2 separate regions of the Homo sapiens genome follow, and region 2 is linked to region 1. A link is a loop called in an ENCODE intact Hi-C map of the cell type or tissue named here. Cell type or tissue: HCT116. All regions are shown on one strand. Each heading gives the region's core, and the rest is flanking DNA. Links, peaks and the distances in the headings are about the cores only. Region 1 has its middle 15 kb from the start of PORCN-DT. Region 2 overlaps ZNF81 (zinc finger protein 81).

Region 1 (11,569 bases), core at 1,388-9,387:
CACACAGACGAAGCATATCCACAGCTGGGTCTGTGTGACCCCAGCAGAGTCTACTTCACAAGTCGTGTAACCACAGGAGTGTCCCCAGACGAACCTATGGGAATCCAGGAGTGTCCACATCACAGTCACTTGACCACAGTGGTGCTGACTTCCCAGTTTATGTATCCTTAGCCATGTCCTTTTTCCAGACTGTGTGACCCTAAGTGTCCACACCCCAAACTCGGTGATCCAAGTCACTCCAGTCTGCGTGACTCCAGTGTTGCCCACACACCAATCTGTATGACCCTAAGAGAACACATCCCGGTCTGTGATGCTTCAGCAGTGGCCACACCCTACTCTGTGTGACCCCAGAAGTGGCTACACCACAATCAGCATGACCTCAGGATTTCTTACTCCAAAATCTAGTAACATCATGAGTGTCTACACCCTCACCTGTGTGATTCCAAGAGGATCCACACCCCAGGCTGTGTGACCCTGGGAAGGTCCCTATAGCAGTCAGTGTAAACCTGGGAGTGCACTCTTCCCTGTCAGTGTGAGCTGGGAGGGTGTATCTAGAGGAAGAGTGATCCAGGGAAAGGCGAAGGGCCGGATGTGGTGGCTCACACCTGTAATCCCAACACTTTGGGAGGCCAAGGTGGGTGGATCACCTGAGGTCAGGGGTTTGAGACCAGCCTGGGCAACATGGTGAAACCCCGTCTCTACTAAAAATACAAAAATTAGCCAGGCGTGGTGGCACATACCTGTAATCCCAGCTACTTGGGAGGCTGAGGCAGGAGAATCACTTGAACCTGGGAGGCGGAGGTTGCAGTGAGCTGAGGTTGTGCCACTGCACTCCAGCCTGGGTGATAGGCCAAGACTCTGTCTCAAAAAAAAGAAAGAAAGGCAAGGGCCCTGAGGCAATGGCCCTGAGGTGCCTGGCACATTTGAAGAACAGGCCAGTGGGGCAGGAGCAGAGTGAACAAGGAGCCAGTGGCGGGCGGTGAGGTCAAGGAGGGCCCGGAGGGCCTCGTGGGCCACGGAGAGGACTTTGGCTTTTTCTCTGAGAGAGATGAGAGCCATGGCAGGGCTCCGAGCAGAGGAGGGCCCCGGGCTGACTTGGGTTGCAACAGGATCCCTCTGGCTGCTGTGGTGGCGGCTACTCAACTGTTATTGTTTGTCAAAACTCAGAGAACTGTATGCCAAAAGGGTGAACTTTATCGTATGTAAATTATAACTCTTTACATTTAAGTTATAACTTTTGGAAAATGTGCAGTACTGGCCAGGCATGGTGGCTCATGCCTGTAATCCCAGCACTTTGGGAGGCTGAGGTGGGAGGATCGTTTTAGCCTGGGAGATTGAGGCGGCAGTGAGCTGAGATCATGCTGCTGCCCTCCAGCCTGGACAACAGAGCAAGACCCTGTTTTGAAGAAAAAACAAAAAACAAAACAAAACAAAAAAAGTGCAGTACTTTGCAAGCAATAAAGATTTCTATTTCTGCAAGAGAGGCTGTGCTCATGCCTGTCCTTACCCCTCTCCTTCCTGCACAAACACATCTCAGGAATGCACCTGAGGAAAAGGAGGGAGCCGGGGCCTCCCTCAACTGCTCAAGGTAGTGCTCCCTTTGTTGTCTGCTGTGAACTGAATTGTGAATTCAGCAAATTCCTTTGTTGAAGCTTTAATCCTCAATGTGACTGTATTTGGAGATGGGGGTAATTAAGATTAAATGAGGCCATAAGGGCAGGGTCCTAATCTGATAGAACCGGTGTCCTCATTAGAGAGGGAAGAGATGCCTGAGCTCCCTCCCTCTCTCCCTGTGGGCGCACAAAGGAAAAGCCACATGAGGACAGAGAAAGAAGGTGGCTGTCTACGAGCCAGAAAGAGAAGCCTCACCAGAAACCAACCCTACCGGCACCTTGATCTTGAACTTCCAGCCTCCAGAACTGTGAGAAAATAAACGTCTGTGGTTTAAGCCACCCAGTCTGAGGTATTTTGTTAAGGCAGTCTGAGCAGCTAATTGGCTCTCAGTTTCAAGGCTGATTTCAAGAGACTCGTGTTGGCCAGGTATGAGGGGAGCCAGTGCTCAAGTGAAGGAAGGAAAATTCAGCACATCCTCCTCGTCTAGCTGAAGGGGGCTCTGGAGCAGCAGGAGGGGCCCAGGGCAAGCCTGGAATGAAATCCGTGGCACTCCTGCAGGTTCTGGGGGCGGTGTCCATGGAATATCCTCTGCCACATAACAAAATGACTAATAATTGCTTGGGGAGCTTTCAGAACTGCCCCAAGGCTTCCTCTAACACTCCACCCACACCTGGTTCATGCCAGGTTGCTCGATGCCTTGGTTCGGGAGAATAGGTGTGGTGTCATCTCAGGCTTGGTGGCAGCCCAAGGGAAGGGGCAAGTGTTCTGAGTCTCTCTAGATGACACAGGAGCTGAGGAAAGCTGGAGTGAATTATGAGTCACAGCCCGTACCTCACAAGAAAGTTCTGCCCGATGCCAGAGCTGGGAGCCATCACCAGTTATGCAGGGTTGGTGGAGAAGAGCCTCGGGATAATTGGTATGCATGCCCGCACATAGGTGTGTGCGTACCAGTACGTGTGAAGTTATGCAGGAGTGCGTGGTGTGCTTATGCCCATGTGTGTGCACATTAGTCCTTTTGTGCATGCATGCATACATGGCACATGTGTGTGCATTCATGCTTTGCTGTTTTGAATGCAGGTATGGTTATAAGTGCATATGGGCAACAGAAGTTCAAGTGTGAATTCTCATGGAGATGCTAGGGTGTAGCAGGCACATGGGGACCTGTTCCCTGACAGGGGTGTTTGTGAAAAGCAACTGTGCATATGTGTGAGGGTGTACTTATATATGAGATTCTATGTGCAAAGCCCTATGTCCGTGGGTGCTAGCCTGAGTGTTTGTGTCTGTGTATATACATGTGTATGCCAGCGTGCACATGCATGGCTGTGTGTGAGTGCGTAAGTGAAGGGGAGCACATTGGCCCAAGCTGGTAAGTCTAGTATCTATGCATGTATACCCCTGGGCACCGCCCCCCCCGCCCCGTGCAAGTGTGAGTGAACAGGTACACAAGGGCCTGGGCGTAGATGTCTGTGCACATGTACGTGGGCATGCTGTATGCATGGCTGCAGGGATTTCCCACGTGTGTGTGTGCACAGATGCACAAGTGCCCAGGAACCTAGATTGTGGTGTCTGTACACATGTACCTCTGGGCACCATGCATGTGTGTGTGCAAAAGTGCAAGTGTGCCTATGGGCTCAGGTCTGGCTGTCTGTGTACATATACCCCCTGGATGCCCATAAAGGTGTGAGTGTGTACTGCAGGTGCATATTTGTCCGTGGGCCTCAGTCTGGGTATTTGTGAACATATAACCTGTGTGAACGTGCATGGGTGTGTGGATGTGATCAGGTGTGCCCATGGACCCAGGCCTCGGTGTCTGTGTACAGGTACCTCAGGGTGCCCGTGTGTGTGTGTGTGTGTGTGTGTGTGTGCGCGTGTGTGTGTGCATGTGCATGTGTGTATGTGTGCATGTGTAACTCTGGAGGTCCATGCATGTGTGTGCGCATGGCTTCAAGTGTGTCCAAGGACCTGGGTCTGGGCATGTGTGTACATGTATCCCTAGGAACCCATGCATGAGTATGCTCACGTGTTCAGCGGTGCCAATGGCCTTGGATCTTGGTGTCTGTGTATGTGTACCCTTGGGGGACCACAGATGGCATTCATGCATGCATATGTAGCACCATGGAGGGATCTGTGTGCAGATTTACCTCTACCTACACCTGGCTGGGGATCATAAAGAAAATCAAGGGATGCGCTACCTCCATGAATCCAGGTTTCAGCAGAGCTAAGGGAGTGAAATTTGGGGCCATTTTACTTGTCTCAAACCTTGTTATCTGAGAGAAAGCTAGAGCTTCCTTCTTTCAGCCCCCAGAGACAATGTGGCCAGGCTCCGGAGGGCTGGGAAGATGAGCAATGCTTGTGAGTCACCATGATAGGAAGCAGAAGGGTCAGGAAGTCCCTGGGAGCAAGGCTTAGGGTTAGGGTTAGGGAGAAAACACTTGGGCCTGGAGGCTCGGGGCAGGCTTCCTAGAGGGGAGGGGTAGGAAGAGGCAGTGACAGGGCCCACAGCAATGGAGAGGAGTTGGACTGCAGGGATGGGGTAGGGGGACAGACGACAAGGGACACTCAGAAGACTAATGTCTGGGAGTGGGAAAACAGTGTTTGCTCAGCCAGGAAGCTGCATCCAGCTCTTTTATCATTTGTAGAAGACCAAGTACCCAGGCCTGGGAGGAGCCCAGAGATGAACCAGAGTTTGGAGCTGGGGGCGGGGGTAGTTCTCTCTGTCCCTGTAACAGGCAGTTTAGGCTTAAAGAGCTGTCCAGGCTGGGCGCAGTGGCTCACGCCTGTAATCCCAGCACTTTGGGAGGCCGAGGCAGGCGGATCACCTGAGGTTGGGAGTTCAAGACCAGCCTGACCAACATGGAGAGACCCCCGTCCCTACTAAAAATACAAAATTAGGCAGGCGCAGTGGCACATGTCTGTAATCCCAGCTACTTGGGAGGCTGAGGCAGAAGAATTGCTTGAACCCGGGAGGAGGAGACTGCATTGAGCCGAGATCACGCTATTACACTCCAGCCTGGGCAACAAGAGTGAAACTCTGTCTCAAAAAAAAAAAGAAAGAACTGTCCAGGATTCCACGGGCCCCTGGGGCCCAGGGTAAGCTGCCTCCCCTTTCTGGGCCTCGGTCTTCTCCATTGTCACATGGCCTGCCTGTCTGCAGCCCAGGCCCCGGGAAGCATTTAGCCTGAGAGAGGAGCCCATGGACAGTGGGCAGGCAGCTGGCTGCTCCCCAAGATTGGGCCACCCTCCTGCTCCTCTGCCACTTCAGAGTCTTTACACCCTGCCCCAGAGGCAAAGCTTGGAAATGGGCTGGGGGAGCCATGGCCACAGGCCAGTCAGCATGGGGGAAGCCTGGTGGGGTTGAAACCCTGGGCTAGGAGGGGGCACGTCCATCACGAACCCTGGTCCCCCACCAACCCACCCGACCATAGCAGGGGAGGCACAGGAACCCACAACCTTCCTCCTGACCCCAGCTGGAGAAGGATGTTGCTGCTCCTGAATTCCAAGCTGGCCCAGATGTAGAGTGGTCCCCCAAGGGTATACTTGCACAGACACCAAGATCCAAGCCCATTGGCACAGCTGAAAACATGAGCATTCCCATGCATGGGCCCCTAGGGGTACATGGACACAAATCTCCCCTTCCAGTCATGGCACCCCAGTCCTGATCAGCTTCACCCCAAAAAGCTCCCAGGTGCGGAGTCAAGACCTTCTTGTGCCCCCACTTCAACCCCAAGCCAATGGCTTCTTTTTTTTTTTTTTTTTCCAGAGACTGGGGTGGAGGGGTTTCACTCTGTCACCCAGGCTGGAATGCAGTGGCACAATCATAGCTCACTGCAGCCTTGATCTCACAACTGATCCTCCGTCCTCAGCTACTGGTGCGAGCTACCACGCCTGGCTCTGAGCCAATGGCTTTCTTTTAGATCCTCCAGAAGGTCAACAATACTGACTGCAGAACGCCAGGCAGCCACAGGCCACTGGGCACAGTTGTGCAGGCTGTGCTCTAACAAAAGTTGCCTGGCCACAGAGGACACTGGGAGCAGGAATGCACCCTGGGCTCCTCTAGCATCACTGGGGCCTGGCCTGGGGCCGCGTCCATCAGGAGGAAGGGGCATCCTTTTCTAAAGTTCACGCAGGCATTATGTGAGCTAGTGGCGCCCCTCAGTGTCCAGGTTTTTAAAGGCAAAGGAAATCTGGACATGCGCAGAAAGTGAACATGGCCCCAGAGCCAGGCATACCTTCACCCGGGATGTCTCTGAGCTGGAAAAAAATACTCAGCCATTGTCTAGCGCAGCCCTATGCTTATCAGGAAAAATTGTAAAAAACTTTTAAATGGACAAAACTATTCCCCAGGTGTCCTTTCAATGGAACACTGGATGTGGTCTACCCAAGCCCCTTATGGCGTATCTGATTCTATAGCGGGCTGCACTTTTGTCTTTGGCTGGGCCATTTTGCACCTCTGTAGAGAGAAGTTAACCTGTGCAGGACTGATAATTCCCATCCATAATAAATGAATTTTGTCCTGTAGAGATACAGCTGATCTCTATCCTGTAGAAAAAGATTATTCCAGATATTATATTGCATCTATTGGCAAATCCATTGCAGTATCTCTGGGAGTTTATATATGCTTGTTCTTCAGATTCTCCTCTGAGCCTAGTGTAACATATTACCAGTTCCCTCATTCATAAATGATCTGGGCCAGGCATGGTGGCTCATGCTTGTAATCTCAACACTTTGGGAGGCCGAGGCGGGTGGATCACTTCAGCCCAGGAGTTCAAGAGCAGCCTGGGCCACAAGGCAAAACCCTGTCTCTACAAAAAGTACAAAAATTAGCTGGGAGTGGTGGTGAGCGTGTGTAGTCCCAGCTACTCAGGAGGCTGAGGTGGGAGGATCATCTGATGCCAGGGAGGTCAAGGTCTGCAGTAAGCTGTGATTGCACCACTGCACTCCAGCCTGGGCGACAGAGTGAGACTCTGTCTCAAAAATAAATAAATAAATGATCTAAAAATCCTTGACACATGTTCACTTTATATTTGTAGGAGTCGTGATGTTACCATTTTGGAAATAATTTTTTAATTGCATCTACCAGCTCACAGTACAGATGAGATCACCAAGCTGGGGGAGAAGGGACTTGCTTGAAGTGACCCTCATGGACTGGGACTGGAAGGCAGAGCTGAACTCAAGCTACTCTGGGTGCTGCCCTGCTCCTGGAAGGAGGGGGATATGCTGTGCCCAGGTGTGGAATGGAATGGAGGGCTGTGACACACCTCCACCATGGGGATATGGAGTGACCTTCTGAGATGAGGGGGTCATCTGTCAGGTCCCACCCTCTGTGCTGTGCCTTGATTCAGACCCACGACACAACCAGCCGTCCACCCCACCCCAGGTGGTCCTGGCCAGGGGAAGTGCTGAAATGCCCCCATTGCCATCCTGAACTGCTATGCTGGTGATGACCATAGGAAAGCTTTATTCTAGGTATACTATTTCAACTGCTGGGCCCCAGCTTCCTTATCTATAAAATGTAGTTAGTTCCGGTTCCTGCCTTATATGATGTGGAGAAGATTAAATGAGATTATGGACACGAAGCTCTTCAAATTGCCCGGCACAGAGTAAACGCTCAATATTTATCAGCTGTTAGTCATTAGGTCTGTTTGACTTGCAGAACTTCCAGTGGTGGACATTTTTGAAGGGATGCTTGGGGCCCCCTCGAGATGCTGGCCTAGCAGGACCCAGCTGCTCCATCCTTGGATGAAACACCCAACAAGTGTTCCCCGGGTGATGGATCAGGAAACTCAGACTCCTGGCCAGGGAAAACAGGCCTGACCTGCTCTCTGGAACCCCCATGTTGCCATCCAGGAGATCCTGAAGCCCAAGGCACAAATGAGGAGGAGCACAAGGAGTGGTGAGTTCTTGACAGGAAATGGTGGGGTGCCCTAGGAGAAATCACCTCTTAGGGTCTCGGTTTCCCCATCTGTACAATGGGCACTTCGGAGCTGTGAGTTGCTGAGGACCTTTGCAGCCGCCTTTTGGGGAAGAACAAATGTTCTCCAAGGGTGTAACGGCTGGAGGCTGACCCTTTCCCAGCCCAGGCCCTGCCATTAGAGACAAAGTACACCAGACACAAAGGGAAAACCCAGTCCCCGCCACACAAAGGCAAAACCCAGTCCCCGCCACAGCATAGGAAGCTGCCCAGCAAGTTGAGAGTCAAGTTGCCCAAGTTTTGTGGCCAGTGAAGGGGAGGTTTGCAGCCAGACCACTCCTGAGGCCTACCTGGGGAACTTGTGGGGGTTGGGTTGGGGGGATGGACTCAGTGGCCTCTGGGGTCCCTTCCAGTCCAGACTCTCCTCTGTGGCTGGCATGCTCTGACCTCAGAGGTCCAATCTGCAAAATGGGACGATAACCCCATGTGGGCTGAGAGGGCAGGAAGGTGGATGTATTCTTCAGGGTTCTGTGAGTTGTAAGTGGCAGACACTCCAGTCAAACCAGCTTAAGGTAAAAGGGAATAATTACTCAGGTAATGGAAGAGACCTGGGACAGAGTGAGCTTTGGCCATGCACAGCGTGTCTGAGGACTCTCTCTCTCTGTCCAGGAGGTCTGATTTATCTTTGAGAGCTTGGCCCTCGGCAGGCTCTCCCAGGTGGTGGCTGCCTCGCCTATCCCTAAACAGCAAGGAGTCCCAGAGGACAGCAAAGCCTCTTTCCCTTCAGTTCCAGCTTTAGATCATGTGGCCTGGCTTGAGTCACACCCATTCCTGACCCTGTGGTCACAATGACAGATTGCTCTGATTGGCTGGTCTAGTCATGAGTCCACTCCTGAAGATATAGGTGGGAGCAGGGAGGTGGGGGAGTTAGCCCCACAAGAACAACATGCACTGGAGTGAGGTGAGGAGGAAGGGGGTTGCTAAAAGAAAATGGAGGTCCAGCCGGGTGTGTTGGTTCACACCTGTAATCCCAGCACTCTGGGAGTCTGAGGCGGGCGGATCACAAGGTCAGGAGTTTAAGACCAGCCTGGCCAACATGGTGAAACCCCATCTCTACTAAAAATACAAAATTAGCCAGGCGTGGTGGCACGCGCCTGTAATCCCAGCTACATGGGAGACTGAGGCAGAAGAATTGCTTGAACCCGGGAGGCAGAGGTTGCGGTGAGCCAAGATCATGCCACTGCACTCCAGCCTGGGTGACAGAGCGAGACTGCATCTCAAAAAGAAAAAAAAAAGAAAAAAAAGAAAATGGAGGTCAGACATGATGGTTCACATGTGTAATCCGAGAACACTGGGAGGCTGACTTGAGGCCAGGAGTTCAAAACCAGCCTAGACAACATAGTGAAACCCCGTCTCTACAAAAAATACAAAAATTAGCTTGGTGTGGTGGTGCATGCCTGTAGTCCCAGCTACTTGGGAGGCTGATCTCTTGAGCCCTGGAGTGAGAGGCTGCACCTCTCACTCCACTGCACTCCAGCCTGGGTGACAGAATGAGACCCTGTCTCAAAAAAAAAAGAAAAGAAAAGAAAGAAAGAAAGAAGGTGGTCTTTCATAGAAGAGGAAAGAGGTGCTGAGTTGGTAAAAGGAATGCCTGCCCAATACAGTAGGCCACCGCTGAATCCTTAAGTAAAACCACTGGCAGCCTTAGTCCCTCTCTGCCTACCACTTTCAGGTGCTCAGCTTTATGCTGTAAAGTTACCCCATCACTCCTAAACTCGGAAATTCTGCCTCCCATGACAGATTAAAAGGCAATTTATACTAAAATGTCAATGACTACCAGATTCTGAAGAAGGCAAAGCCTCACTGGATGTGACTTAATCTTCTAGTGAGATTTAGGGCCGTGTGGCAAAAGGATGGGGAGATGTCAGGGAGTGTGCCAAGTACTCAATGGACCAGGCAGCTCAAAGGCAGCCCCGGGAGGAGAGAGCAACCTCCTTCCCATGTTCTGTCTCCATTCAGAGCAGATGGCCCTCCCAGGCGCATCTGAGCTCCCGGCTCTTCTGCTCCCCTCCTCTGAGGGACCTGTCTGTCTAGCTATCAGCCTGTCAGTTCAGCTCTGCTGCAAAGCTGTTGTGTAGGTGTATATTCATCGAGTGTCTGTTCCTAACACTGATTTCTTGGCAGAGAGAAGTCAGTTCATCCAACCATTAAGGATGAGTTCTGTGTGAGAGGGTCAGAGAAGAGGATTGGGAAGCAGATGGAGCAGGTTAGAACATTAGAATTGTTATCAACCCGCTCTTTCTTGTAGATACCCACAGTTCATCTACTCAACCACTCACTTAGCCTTGCGCCCATTCATCCACCCATGATTCACCCACTTACCCACTATTCATTCATCTGTTTATCTAGCCACCCATCCGCACACCCACATAACTGGTCACTGCTGTGGCTCCAGCTTTGTGCCATGCATTGGGAGCACAGAGATGAGTCATATCCCCTCCTGCTCTTTCAGCCCTCCCAGTCTAACTGGAGAGACATCCACAGGCAAATCTCGCTGCATGATTCTGTGATCAATGCTGTGGTTACCCCAGGGAGCATTTGATTATGACCCTGACATTTTAGCCGAGTGCTGACAGATCTCTTGGTGTTGCCAGGAGAGAGGAGGAGGAAGGACATTCCTAGAAGTGGGAACAGCGTAGATAAACCCTGGGAGGTGTAAGAGAGAATGAGTGTGGTTAAAGCGCAGGGTGGATGAAGGGCTGAGGCAGAAGTTGGCACTTGGGCTGGGTGCAGTGGCTCATGCCTGTAATCCCAGCACTTTGGGAGGCTGGGGCGGGCAGATCACCTGAGGCCAGGAGTTCGAGACCAGCCTGGCCAACATGGTGCAACCCCATCTCTACTAAAAATACAAAAATTAGCCGGGTATGGTGGTGGGCACCTGTAATCCTAGCTACTCCAAAGGCTGAGGCAGGAGAATCGCTTGAACCCGGGAGGCGGAGGTTGCAGTGAGCACCAAGATCACGCTGCTGTACTCCAGCCTAGGCGACAAAGTGAGACTGTCTCAAAAATAATAATAAAATAAAAGAAGTTGGCATTTGGAAGCTGAGCAGGGGCTTTAATTCCTAGTCCTGGGGTGCCAGGGATGGCTTTTGAGCAAAAGAGCCAGCACCCAGAGTGTGGCCAGAGGCCTGGGGAAGCTGGCCTGGGGTAGCCAGCCCGCTTTTGCTCCAGGCCCCAAAGAGACACATGTGCCAACCCCCAGCCTGCAATTCAAAGAAAGAAAAAGACTTCAGGAAGAACGCCATTTACAGAAACTGTCCCTGAGATGGATGGACAGATGGACAGTGGGATGCTGAGATGTCTGGTGGGTGTACAGATCCAAGCATAAACTCTGGTCCACACCACACGCTTTGGGGACACATACCAGGGAAACAATGTGGTCAGGGGAATCAGGCATGTGCACCCCAATTTACCTGGCTCTGCAGGGCTTGGAGGGCTTGCAGGATGCATGGCCACGTTGCTGAGGGAAGAGGGCCAGAAGGTCAAAGCCACTTCCAGTTGGGACTCTAAGAATTTCCTCAAGGGGGCCGGGTGCGGTGGCTCATACCTGTAATCCCAACATTTTGGGAGGCCAAGGCAGGTGGATTACTTGAGGTCAGGAGTTCAAGACCAGCTTGGTCAACATGGTGAAACCCCGTCTCTACAAAAATACAAAAATTCATCTTGCGTGGTGGCGGGTGCCTTTAATCCCAGCTGCTTGGGAGGCTGAGGCAAGAGAATTGCTTGAACCTGGGAGGCAAAGGTTGCAGTCAGCCAAGATTGTGTGCCACTGCACTCCAGCCTGGGTGACAGAGCAAGACTCTGTCTTCAAAAAAAAAAAAAGAATTTCCTCAAGAGCAGCAGCTTCTGAATTTTCCTGAGTGTAGCTGAATCTTTATGCTAAGAAACCATCCCAAGACCTCTGCCAGGAGCACTGGGTGCTGTTAGCTCTGTCGAATGATGTTGTCCTTCACAAGGAGTAAGAGCCAGGAGGACAATTGAGGA
Region 2 (11,569 bases), core at 1,921-9,920, 640 kb before region 1:
TGGATGCAGCATCATATCATTCTAAAGACATTAGTAGTAGTTTTTTTGACAACTTAATTTTTTGAATAGTAATATAGAAAAAATGGCTCAAATAATTAAAGACATATAAAAAGCTATACAGGTTGAGTATCCCTAATCCAAAAATCCAAAATCCAAAATGCTTCAAAATCCAAAACTTTTTGAGCACTGACATGACATTCAAAGGAAATGCCCATTTGGATTTTGGATTTTCAGATTAGGGATGCCCAACCTAAGTATAATGCAGATATTCTAAAATCTGAAAAAAAAGTCCAAAATCCCAAATACTTCTAATCCCAAGCATTTCGGATAAGGGCTACTCAAGCTCCATGGTCTAAATTCTCTTACCCATCTTTCTCCTGTCTGCTCAGCTCTCTCTAATACATAAAACCAGGTTAGTTTTTCTCTGTATGATTAGGGTTTCTTTATGCAGATAACAGCAGCTGAGAACACATTCTTATTTTCTCCTTTTTATGTCACAGAAGGTAGCCAATTAAAGAAATTTTTATCAATTTTTGTTAATTTAAAATATTTCAGTGAAATATAATATGAATTATAAGCAATGCTGCTAGGAACATTCTTCATGTCTCCATGCACATGTGTATACCCTCTCTTAAATATATACAGGGGGGTGAAGTTAATGGGTCATAGTTATGTCTTAAAAACGTTTTTATTGTGAAATGTAACATACATACAGAAAAGCATACAGAACAGACATGTATGGCCGAATGAGTTATCCTTCCATAGGCCTAGAAAGAGTCCATAGTTAGCATTCCACAATCCCTCTACTCCCAGAGCTAACTACTACCCTGACTTTTATGATAATCACTTCCTTTAAGAAGAAAATCACAGCTGGGCGCGGTGGCTCACACCTGTAATCCCAGCACTTCAGGAGGCTGAGGCGGGTGGATCACCTGAGGTCAGTCAGGAGTTCGAGACTAGCCTGTCCAACATGGTGAAACCCTGTCTCTACTAAAAATACAAAAATTAGCCAGGCATGGTGGTAGGTGCCTGTAATCCCAGCTACTTGGAAGGCTGAGGCAGGAGAATCATTTGAACCCAGGAGGCGGAGGTTGCAGTGAGCTAAGATCGCGCCACTGCACTCCAGTCTGGGTGACAAGAGCGAGACTCCGTCTCAAAAAAAAAAAAAAGAAGAAGAAGAAGAAAATCGCAATCCATAGAGTGGGAGAAGATATAAACAACAGAGGACTTATACCCAGAATATATCAAGAACAACAAAACAACAAGAAAAAGCAGAATACCCACTAGTCAGAGGCCTTCTTGAACAGATATGTAACAGATGAAGATATTCAGATGGCTAATAGACACGTGAGACAGTGCTCAATCTCATTATTCATCAGGGAAATGCAAATTTAAACCACAATGTAATACAACTACCCCTTACCACCACCACTAGAATGGCTATAATTTAGAACACTGACAATGACAAGTACAATGACAAGTGTTAGGAGGAGGAGCACTGCTCATGAGAATGTAAATTGACACAATCTCTGGGGACCTTTTAGCCTTATTCATCCGTACATATGTAGACCATATGAGGAAACAGTTCTAGGAAAACACCCACCAGAAATCCTTGGCTGATGTACCAGGACACATGTATAAATGCTCACTGTAGCATTACTTGTAACAGCCAGAAACTGGAAATAATGCAAATGACCATCAATAATAGAGTGGGGCCAGGTGTGACAGCTCATACTTGTAATCCCAACACTTTGAGAAGCTGAGGCAGGAAGATCATTAGAGACCAGGAGTTCAAGACCAGCCTGGGCAACATAATGAGACCCATCTCTTAAAAAAAAAAAAAAAAAAGAAAGAAAAATTTTAAAAATAGAATGGATAAATACATTGAACATAATATTGAGTGAAAGAAGGTAGACACCAAAGAATTTGTTGTGTTTATTTCAATTTATATGAAGTTTTAAGACAGGAAAAGCAAAAGCATATAGTATAGAGGGGTACATTTGTAGGTGATAAAACTTGAAAGCAAAGTGAGGAAGTGCTCACCATCTGAGGCAGAATAGTGGCTTCCTTGACCAGGGGCGTTGCAGGGAGGGAGGGAAAGAGGCATGAGTAAGGCTTCCGGCCAGGGAGCTGGCCATGTTCTATTTCCAGATTGTGGTGGTAATTAGGTTGGTATTTGCTTCAAATGATTAGTTAAGGTGAATATTTGTTTCATATGTTTTTCTGCATGAATATTATATTTAATAATAATAATCTTTTGAAAAGAAAAAAAGTACCCTCCAATTTTGACCCCAGTGGCCTATATATTCTTTCCCAAGGCAGCTACAGATAGTCTGTCCATACAAACACGTGCACTCATTCACAGGCACGCGCGCACACACACACACACACACACACACACACACACACACACACACAACCCAACACCCCTATATCCATTTTTAAACTGAAATATTAGCATACAAAATTTCCAGCACTTGCTTTTCTCCCTTAACAATAAAGCTTGGTGATTATTCAGTGTCACTACATGTAATGAGTTACCTCATTCCTTTACAAGGCTACGTCTTATTCTATTATATGAATATATCAAAATATGCTAACCAGTTTTCTATTAATAGACATTTAAATGGTTTCTAATCTTTTGCAATTGTACACAACACTGCAATGAATATCCTTATACAAATCTTAGTTAACACAAGAGAGAGTATGTTTAGAGAGAAATTTCTCCAAGTAGAATTCCCAGGACAGATGATATATACATTTTTACTCTTTTTGTTTTGTTTTGTTTACACATTTTTATTCTTAATGGATATGGAAAAATTGCCTGCCTCGTGGGTTGTGTCAGTTGTATGAGTGTCTGTTTTCACCATACCCAAGCAACACAGTGTCTTGTCATATTCATTTTTTCTTTTTGGTCAGTCTGATAGGTTACAACACAGTATCTCAGTATAGATTTAATTTACATTTCTCTTATGGCTGAGGTTGAATATATGTGACTGTGTTTAAAGAGCCATTTATATGATTTTTTTCTGAGACATTTTAAAATTTCCTTTTCCCATTTTTCTATTAGGGTGTTGCTATTTATGGAAGGATGTTACATGTGTCCCAGTTATTTTCCCCAACTTCCCATTTGTCTTTTAAATGAAAATGTTAGTGTTTTCTCTGTGCATTGTTTATGAATCTTTTCTGTTCTCCAAGTTTTGTATCAACTAGAAAAGCCTTCCTCATTGTTCCTCATTGCTCAGCTGTATTTGGGAAAAAAACCCTTACATTTTCTGTTTAATACTTAATTGTTTTTATTTTTTACTTTTACTGCTGCAACTAGCTGGATTCTTTTTGCTATTGTTGTAAAGCCTTAGCCAGAGATCTGTCTTAATTTTTCTTCAAGATGCCTACACATTTGTCCCAATACCATTTATTGAATAATCTATATTTTCCCCACTAACATGCAATACTACATTAGCATATACAGGCATACCTTGGAGATATTGCGGGTTCGATTCCAGACCACTGCAATAAAGCGAGTATCTCAGTAAAGAGAGTCATACAAATTTTGTGGCTTCCCACATAAAAGTTATGTTTATAGTATGCTATAGTCTATTAAGTGTACAATAGCATTATGTCTAAAAACAGTGTATATACCTTAATTTAAAAATACTACTACAAAATGGTAACAATCACATGAGCCTTTGGTGGGTCATAATCTTTTTGCTGATGAAAGGTCTTGCCTTGATGCTGATGGCTGTTGACCGATCGGGGTGGTGGTTGCTGAACACTGGGGTGGCTATAGCAATTTTTAAAAATAAGACAACAATGAAGTTTGCCACATCAATGAACACTTTCCTTCCTGAAAGATTTCTCTGTAGTATACAACACTGTTTGATAGCATTTTACCCACAGTAGAAATCCTTTCAAAATTGGAGTCAATCGTCTCAAACCCTGCCCCTGCTTTCTTTCAGTTTATGTAATATTCTAAATCACTTGCTGTCATTTCCACACTGTCCACAGCATCTTCACTAGGAGTAGATTCTGTCTCAAGAAATCATGTTCTTGGCTTATCCATAAGAAAAAACTCCTCATCCGTTAAAGTTTTATCATGAGATGGCAGCAATTCAGTCACATCTTCAGGCTTCACTTCTAGTTCTCTCGCTATTTCCACCATCTCTGTAGCTATTTCCTCTAGTGGCGTCTTGAACCCCTGAAAGTCATCCATGAGGATTGGAATCCAGTCTTTCCAGACTTCTGTTATTGCTGATATTTTAACCTCCTCCCATGAATCATGAGTGTTCTTAATGGCTTCTAGAATGATGAACCGTTTACAGGAGGTTTTCAATTTACTTTGCCCAGATTCATCCAAGGAATCACCATCTGTGGCAGCTATAGTCTTACAAAACGTATTTCTTAAATAAGACTTGAAAGTTGAAATTACTCTTTGATCTATGGGCTCCAGAATCATGTTGTGTTAACAGGCATGAAAACAACATGAATCTCCTTGTATATCTCCATCAGAGCTCTTTGGTGACCAGGTGCATTGTCAGTGAGCAGTGATATTTTGTAAAAAATCTTTTTTTCTAGCAATAGGTGTCAACAGTGGTCTTAAAATATTCAGTAAACTATGCTGTAAACAGATGTGCTGTCATCCAGGCTTTGTTGTTCCATAATTCTTTTTTTTTTTTTTGAGATGGAGTCTCGCTCTGTTACCAGGCTGGAGTGCAGTGGTGCGATCTCGGCTCACTGCAACCTCGCCTCTGCCTCCTGGGTTCAAGCGATTCTCCTGCCTCAGCCTCCCGAGTAGCTGGGACTACAGACACACGCCACCACGCCCAGCTAATTTTTGTATTTTTAGTAGAGACAGGGTTTCACCATGTTGGCCAGGATGGTCTCGATCTCTTAACCTCGTGATCTGCCTGCCTTGGCCCCCCAAAGTGCTGGGGTTACAGGCGTGAGCCACCGTGCCCGGCCGATTTGGCATAATTCTTAAGGATCTTAGGATTTACAGAATGGTAAATGAGCATTGGCTTCACCTTTTTTGTTGTTGTTTGTTTGTTTGAGACAGGGTCTCATTGTGTCAGTCAAGCTGGAGTGCAGTGACGTTATCATAGCTCACTGTAACCTTGAGGTCCTGGGCTCAAACAATCCTACCTCAGCCTCCTGAGTAGCTGGGACTACAGGCATGTGCCACCATGCCTGGCTAATTTTTAAATTTTTTTTTTTAAGAGATGGGGTCTTGCTCTGTTGCCAGGACTGATCTCAAACTCCTGGCCTCGAGCAGTCCTCCCACCTTAGCCTCCCAAAGTGCTGGGATTACTGGTGTGAGCCACCATGGCTGGCTGGCTTCAACTTAAAGTAACCAGCTGCATTAATCCCTAACAAGAGAGTCAGCCTGTCCTTTGAAGGTTTGAAGCCAGGCATTTACTTCAGGCATTTACTTCTCTTCTCTAGCTATGAAAGTCCTAGCTGGCATGTTCTTCCAATATAAGGCTGTTTAATCTGCATTGAAAATCTGTTGTTTAGTGTAGCCATCTTCATCAATGATTTTAGCTAGATCTTCTGGATAACTTGCTGCATACAGCTTCTATGTTAGCACTTGAGCACTTGCTACTTCACCTTGTACTTTTATGTTATGGAGATGGCTTCTTTCCTTAAGCCTCACGAACCAACCTCTGCTAGCTTCAAACTTTGCTTCAGCAGCTTCCTCACCTCTCTCAAGCTTCGCAGAATTGAAGAGAGTTCAGGTCTTGTGCTTTTGAGTAGGCTTTGGTTTAATTAAGGGAATGTTGTGGCTGGTTTGGTCTTCTTTCCAGACCACTCAAACTTTCTCCATATCAGCAATAAACCTGTTTCACTTTCTTATCTTTCATGTGTTCACTGGAGTAGGACTTTTAATTTCCTTTAAGAATTTTTCCTTTGCATTCACAACTTGTCTGACTGGTGCAAGAAGCCTAGCTTTTTAGCCTAGCTTGGCTTTCAACAGGCCTTCCTCAATAAGCTCAATCATGTCTAGCTTTTGATTTAAAGGGAGAGACATGTGACTCTTCCTTTCACTTGAACACTTAGAGACCACTGAGGGTTATTAATTGGCCTAATTTCAATATTGTTGTGTCTCAGGGAATAGGGAGGCCCGAGGAGAGGGAGAGACAGGGAACGGGCCAGTAGGTGGAGCAGTCAGATCACACACAGCATTTATCAATTCAGTTCACCATCTTCTATGCGCATGGTTCGTGGTGCCCTGAGACAACGACAATAGTAACATCAAAGATCACTGATCACAGAGTACCATAACAGATATAATAATAGGCCGGGCGCGGCGGCTCACGCCTGTAATCTCAGCACTTTGGGAGGCCAAGGTGGGCAGATCACGAGGTCAGGAGTTCGAGACCAGCCTGGCCAAGATGGTGAAACCCCGTCTCTACTAAAAATACAAAATATTAGCCGGGTGTGGTGGCAGGTGCCTATAATCCTAGCTACTCGGGAGGCTGAAGCAGAGAATTGCTTGAACCCGGGAGGCAGAGGTTGCAGTGAGCCGAGATCATGCCACTGCACTCCAGCATGGGCGACACAGTGAGACTCTGTCTCAAACTAAAAAAATATGTACCCTAAAACTTAAAGTATAATAAAAAAAATTCTAACAATCAAAAAAATAAATAAATTAATTAATTAATTAAATAAAAATAAAAAAACCCCCAAATCTTCCACCTTAAAAAAAAGAGAAGAAACAGATATAATAATAATGAAAATGTTTACAATATTGTGAGGATTACCAAAATCTGACACAGAGACATGAAGTAAGCACATGCTGTTGTACAGATGGTCCCAATAGACTTGCTCTATCAGGGTTGCCACAAACCTGCAGTTTACGAGAAACACAATATCTCTGAAGTGCAGTAAAGTGCAATGAAACCATGTATGCCTATACATACATTCCAAGATATAACTCTGAGTATATTGGGTATATTTCTGGACCTTATCCTGTTCCATTGAGCTAATAGTCATAATCTTTATTATTCTAATTCCTCTATATTTGTTATTTCTTCTAATAGATGGTAGGGCTGTCTCTGATTACCCTTTTTTTCAGGAATTTACTGTTTTCTTGATTGTTTTCTTTTTTGTACACAATTTATAATTTACTTACCAAATTTAAAAATAATTATATTGCCATTGTAAATAAACTTGCATTAAACTTATATCTAAGATAGGGCCATTTGCTTCTTTATGATAATTCAGATTTCCTACTAAAGAATTGAGTATGGGCTGGGTGTGGTGGCTTATGCCTGTAATACCAGCACTTAGAGAAGCCGAGGCAGGTGGATCACTTGAGGTCAGGAGTTTGAGACCAGCCTGGCCAACACAGTGAAACTCTGTGTCTACTAAAAATACAAAAATTAGCCAGGCGTGATGGTGCACGCCTGTAATCCCACCTACCCAGGAGGCTGAGGCACAAGAATCACTTGGATCCAGGAGGTGGAGGTTGCAGTGAGCCGAGATCACGCCACTGCACTCCAGCCTGGGTGACATAGTGAGACTCTGCCTCAAAAAAAAAAAAAAAAAAAAAAAAAAAGAATTGAGTATGTTTGCTTTTTTCAAGTAATCTTTGCATTTCCCGTTAATGTGTTAACATTTTCTTCAAAAATGTTTTGACATCAGTTTTTGTTTCTATTTTCTAAATGGAAAAAATGCAAATATATATGAATGTATATCATTATAAATTGAAACTAAAATTACAATTATTCCCACAGAAGAGATAGTTGAAAGAAAGTAAGTGAAAGGAAAAGCAAAGAATCCTATGATTCTCTTACTCTTTTTCAGAAGAATATAGATATTGATAGACTTTGGGAGAGAAACATGCATAGAATTCTGGTCTTATGTTGGGATGAGTGATAAGACTAAATGTAGAATGAATAGTAATTTTCAAATGAGCATTAAGGGGGAAAACACCAAAAATTTTATGTGCCAAGGAAATTAAAGGAAACCAAAAGAAATATTTAAATAGCAGAAATCCATCCTAGTGTTCCAATAATTACATATGGCTTAAAATCATTCATTAAAAGAAAAACATCGTCAGCAGATAGGAAAAAACAACTGAAAAATTCCCAAAGGTCCAGCATTATTTTATAAATGTGAGTTACATTTGAAATTAAAAGACCCAGCCGGGCGCGGTGGCTCATACCTGTAATCTCAGCACTTTGGGAGGCCGAGGCGGGTGGATCACCTGAGGTCAGGATTTCTAGACCAGCCTGGCCAACATGGCGAAACCCCATCTCTACTAAAAATAGAAAAATTAGATGGTGCTCACCTGTAATCCCAGCTACTCGGGAGGCTGAAGCAGGAGAATTGCTTGAACCTGGGAGACAGAGGTTGGCAGAGGTTGCAGTGAGCTGAAATCATGCCACTGCACTGCAGCCTGCGTGATACAGCGAGACTCCTTCTCGAAAAAAGAAAAAAATTAAAAGACCCAGAAAATATGAAAATGAAGGGACAGAAAATGATAGACTTGGCCAAAAAACACCAATAGAAGCCTGTGGCTGCAATTTTAAAACCTGAGCAGAGGGAATATAAGGTGAAAAACTTTGCAAGGTATGAAAGTAGATGGTTCTTCAAACTGTGAAATACCAAGAATTATAACATTTATCAACACATATATAGCTAATGATATATCCTTAAACTATGTAAAATTTAAACTAGGTGAAATAGTTAATTGTACCACTAGCCACTTTAACCCAGCCTTTTTCAGAAACTAGATGATGAAGCAAAGAAAAAAAAATTTTAAAACTTTGCTGTAATATGGATCATCACACAGAGCATGAAAGCATGAAATTAAAAATAAAAAGTAAGCAGCTAGTGAAAAATAAATATTCCCTATGCACATTAAAATATTTTACATAAATATGTTTAAAGAGAAAGCATAAATCACCTTACAAAATACATACAAGTAAACATCAAGAGGCACATTTCAAGGTTTATGCAGTAAAGCTAAACTTACAGGTGGACGGAAAATTATAGATTTGAATGTCCATTTATTCCTTTCCTATACCCATGAACTTTCCTTCCTGTTAGAAATGATCTTTCCACTGAACCCTTTCCCCTCCCTTCCAGTTATCTCCTCTCTTTCCTATCACATCACTTTTCCCCTTCTATGCTGGGCCATTCTCACAAGCATGCAACATGCAGAAATATTTTCCATCTGAAAAAATCTGCCCTTGACCCCTTATCCACTCCCAGCCAAGGCGTTTCACCAGAGGAATAAGTAATTCCTGCAAGCTCACTGACAAAACCTGTGACTTGCAAAACAGTTTAATGTCTTCTCCTGTTAGGTGGGTTTTGGGCCAGGGACACATTTCCTCAAACTGGGGCGAGGCTGGGGGTTACTCTCCTATAATCTCTGTGGTACACTTCTTTGCAGGTCTTGGGAATCTCAATTATGCCAACCCCTGACCCTCAATTATTCCCCTTTTATTCTGTAAGCTGCCATTCTTACTACCAAGGGTCTCATACTTTTTACCTAATGTTGTGGTATAACAGCCTGCCAAAGAGAACATCAGCACTTACAGATCAGCCTCACTCATGAATAGTGATGGAACTGTTATAAATGAAATATCATCAAGCAGAATCCATCAATTCCTTTAAAAGTCACTCATTCTGACCACGTGGTCCAATATTATAAAATCTATAATCCACCATATTAACATATCATCAGAGAAAAGCAATGTCACAAAATTTCAACATCCATTCTTGATTTTAAAAAGTATCAAAGTCAAGCATCCCACACTTCCAGTTCCTTCCCCAAACTCACCCTAGGGATTGTCACTGAAGTAGTGAAGGCTGATTAAGAACAGCCAGAACTCTTCATTTGGGAATGAGTCCCTTATAAGTCATCTTCCTTTGTCTTGTCTTATACTTTTCCAGAATTCGTCTCTGGCTGATTAAGATGGAGACCATGCCTCCTTTCTTTTGGGACTTCCTTATACACTGATGATGTTCAGAATCCTTTATTTTAGATTGAGTCTTTTATCTTTATAAAGTGTCTTCCTTTGTCTTGTTTCATTCTTTTGCCCTGGAATTCTACTCTGGTTGATATTAAGATGGAGGCCTTGCTTCCCTTCTTTTGGCTTTTTCTGATACACCTTTGCTTATCCTTTTACCATCATTCTGAATCTTTGTTCATTTTTCTATATAATATGTGAAAGATGTGTTTTATATTATACTTTCTAATTTTAATGTTTCTTTTTAATATGTTTCACTATATGCTCTATTTTGCTTTGTTTTTTGTTCTTTCTAATAATTTGAAAGGGTCGGCTGGGCGTGGTGGCTCACACCTGTAATCCCAGCACTTTGGGAGGCCGAGGCAGGCAGATCACCTGAGGTCGGGAGTTTGAGACCAGCCTGACCAACATGGTGAAACCCCGTCTCTACTAAAAATACAAAATTAGCCGGGCGTGGTGGCACATGCCTGTAATCCCAGCTACTTGGGAGGCTGAGGCAGGAGAGAATTGCTTGAACCCAGGAGGCAGAAGTTGCGGTGAGGCAAGATCGCACTATTGCACTCCAGCCTGGGCAACAAGAGCCAAACTCCGTCTCAAAAAAAAAAAAAGAAAGAAAAGAAAGGAAAAGAAAGGTTTAAATTCTTTTTTTGGTTCTTTAAGTGGTTACCTTTATAACATTAATTTTATAAATTATAATTAATATTCTAATTATTATAACACTATTAACTGTCCACCTTGAGTAGTGACAAGATTTGTATATGTTATTTCAATAATTCTTTTATTAGTTTTCCTTCAGCCTTGTATTTGAAGGCTTATCAGTTCAACTTGCCTGGGTCAATTTTTAAGAACAAATTATATACTGATTTTCCTCTCTTCCATATTTCTGTCATTTTTTCCCTATTATATTTTGAAGTATTTGTTGATTTCCACTTCATTTTGTTTACTGGCCATAATCCTTTCTTTGTTCCTACCTGTTTTGACAGGAACTGTTAAAGACATTCATATCTGTATTGATTTTTTGTTTTTTTAATCACTTCAAATGGTCATGTCAATGTCTTTTCAAAGTTGATGACTTCAAATCAGAATCCAAATAAGGTCCACACATTTGTTCCTATGACTCTGTCAAGAACTGTGAACAGTCTGAGATTTTTACCCTACTTGTGAGCTAATGTTAGCCTGCGACAGTGTCCTGGATGCTGGCAAAAGAGATATGAAACTCTGGGCTAGAGAAAAGGACTTTATTACTCATGGCAGTCGTGGTAGCTAGAGTCTTAACATTTGTGCCAGCTCCCCAAGTCCTGATTCCTACAGGGTGACGTGAAGAGAGCCAGGTGATGCACAGTGGGTCGCTTAGGTATCCTGAGTCTTTTATACTGAGTAGTAAGCAAACTTGTCCTTTGCTCTGGAGGGAGACACAATATATATTTCCAAGGCTGTTTGCTCTGCAAACATCCTCGAAAAGATGGCCTGGAACAAAAGGCAGTGTGGCATAATAAAAATATATATATTTGGTTCCTGGCACAGAGCTCTGAAAATTCTTGTAATTTCCTGAGTGGATAGGGGTGCCAGGAACATCTGTTGTTCTAATA

What was found. A loop is a pair of places that touch in the nucleus more often than their neighbours do. Peaks named below come from ENCODE experiments on the same cell type or tissue, not always from the same donor. Only the 100,000 strongest peaks of a DNase experiment are listed, where the experiment ranks them.
Region 2: it touches region 1 in a loop (5-fold over the local background); 2 of 110 quality-filtered maps call a loop at or near these places.

What each region holds. Positions count from the first base shown.
Region 1 is chrX:48,488,505-48,500,073 of GRCh38, forward strand. No RefSeq gene overlaps it. Among named protein-coding and RNA genes, the nearest start is that of PORCN-DT, 15 kb to the right of the region's middle. RefSeq lists a silencer at 584-817 and a cis regulatory region at 8,093-8,613. In HCT116, for the core only: a CTCF peak has its summit at 5,767; a DNase peak (open chromatin) is centred at 5,767.
Region 2 is chrX:47,848,518-47,860,086 of GRCh38, forward strand. All of the region lies in intron 2 of ZNF81 (zinc finger protein 81), which reads left to right. Among named protein-coding and RNA genes, the nearest start is that of ZNF81, 17 kb to the left of the region's middle. In HCT116, for the core only: a CTCF peak has its summit at 6,088; no DNase peak of the experiment used is centred there.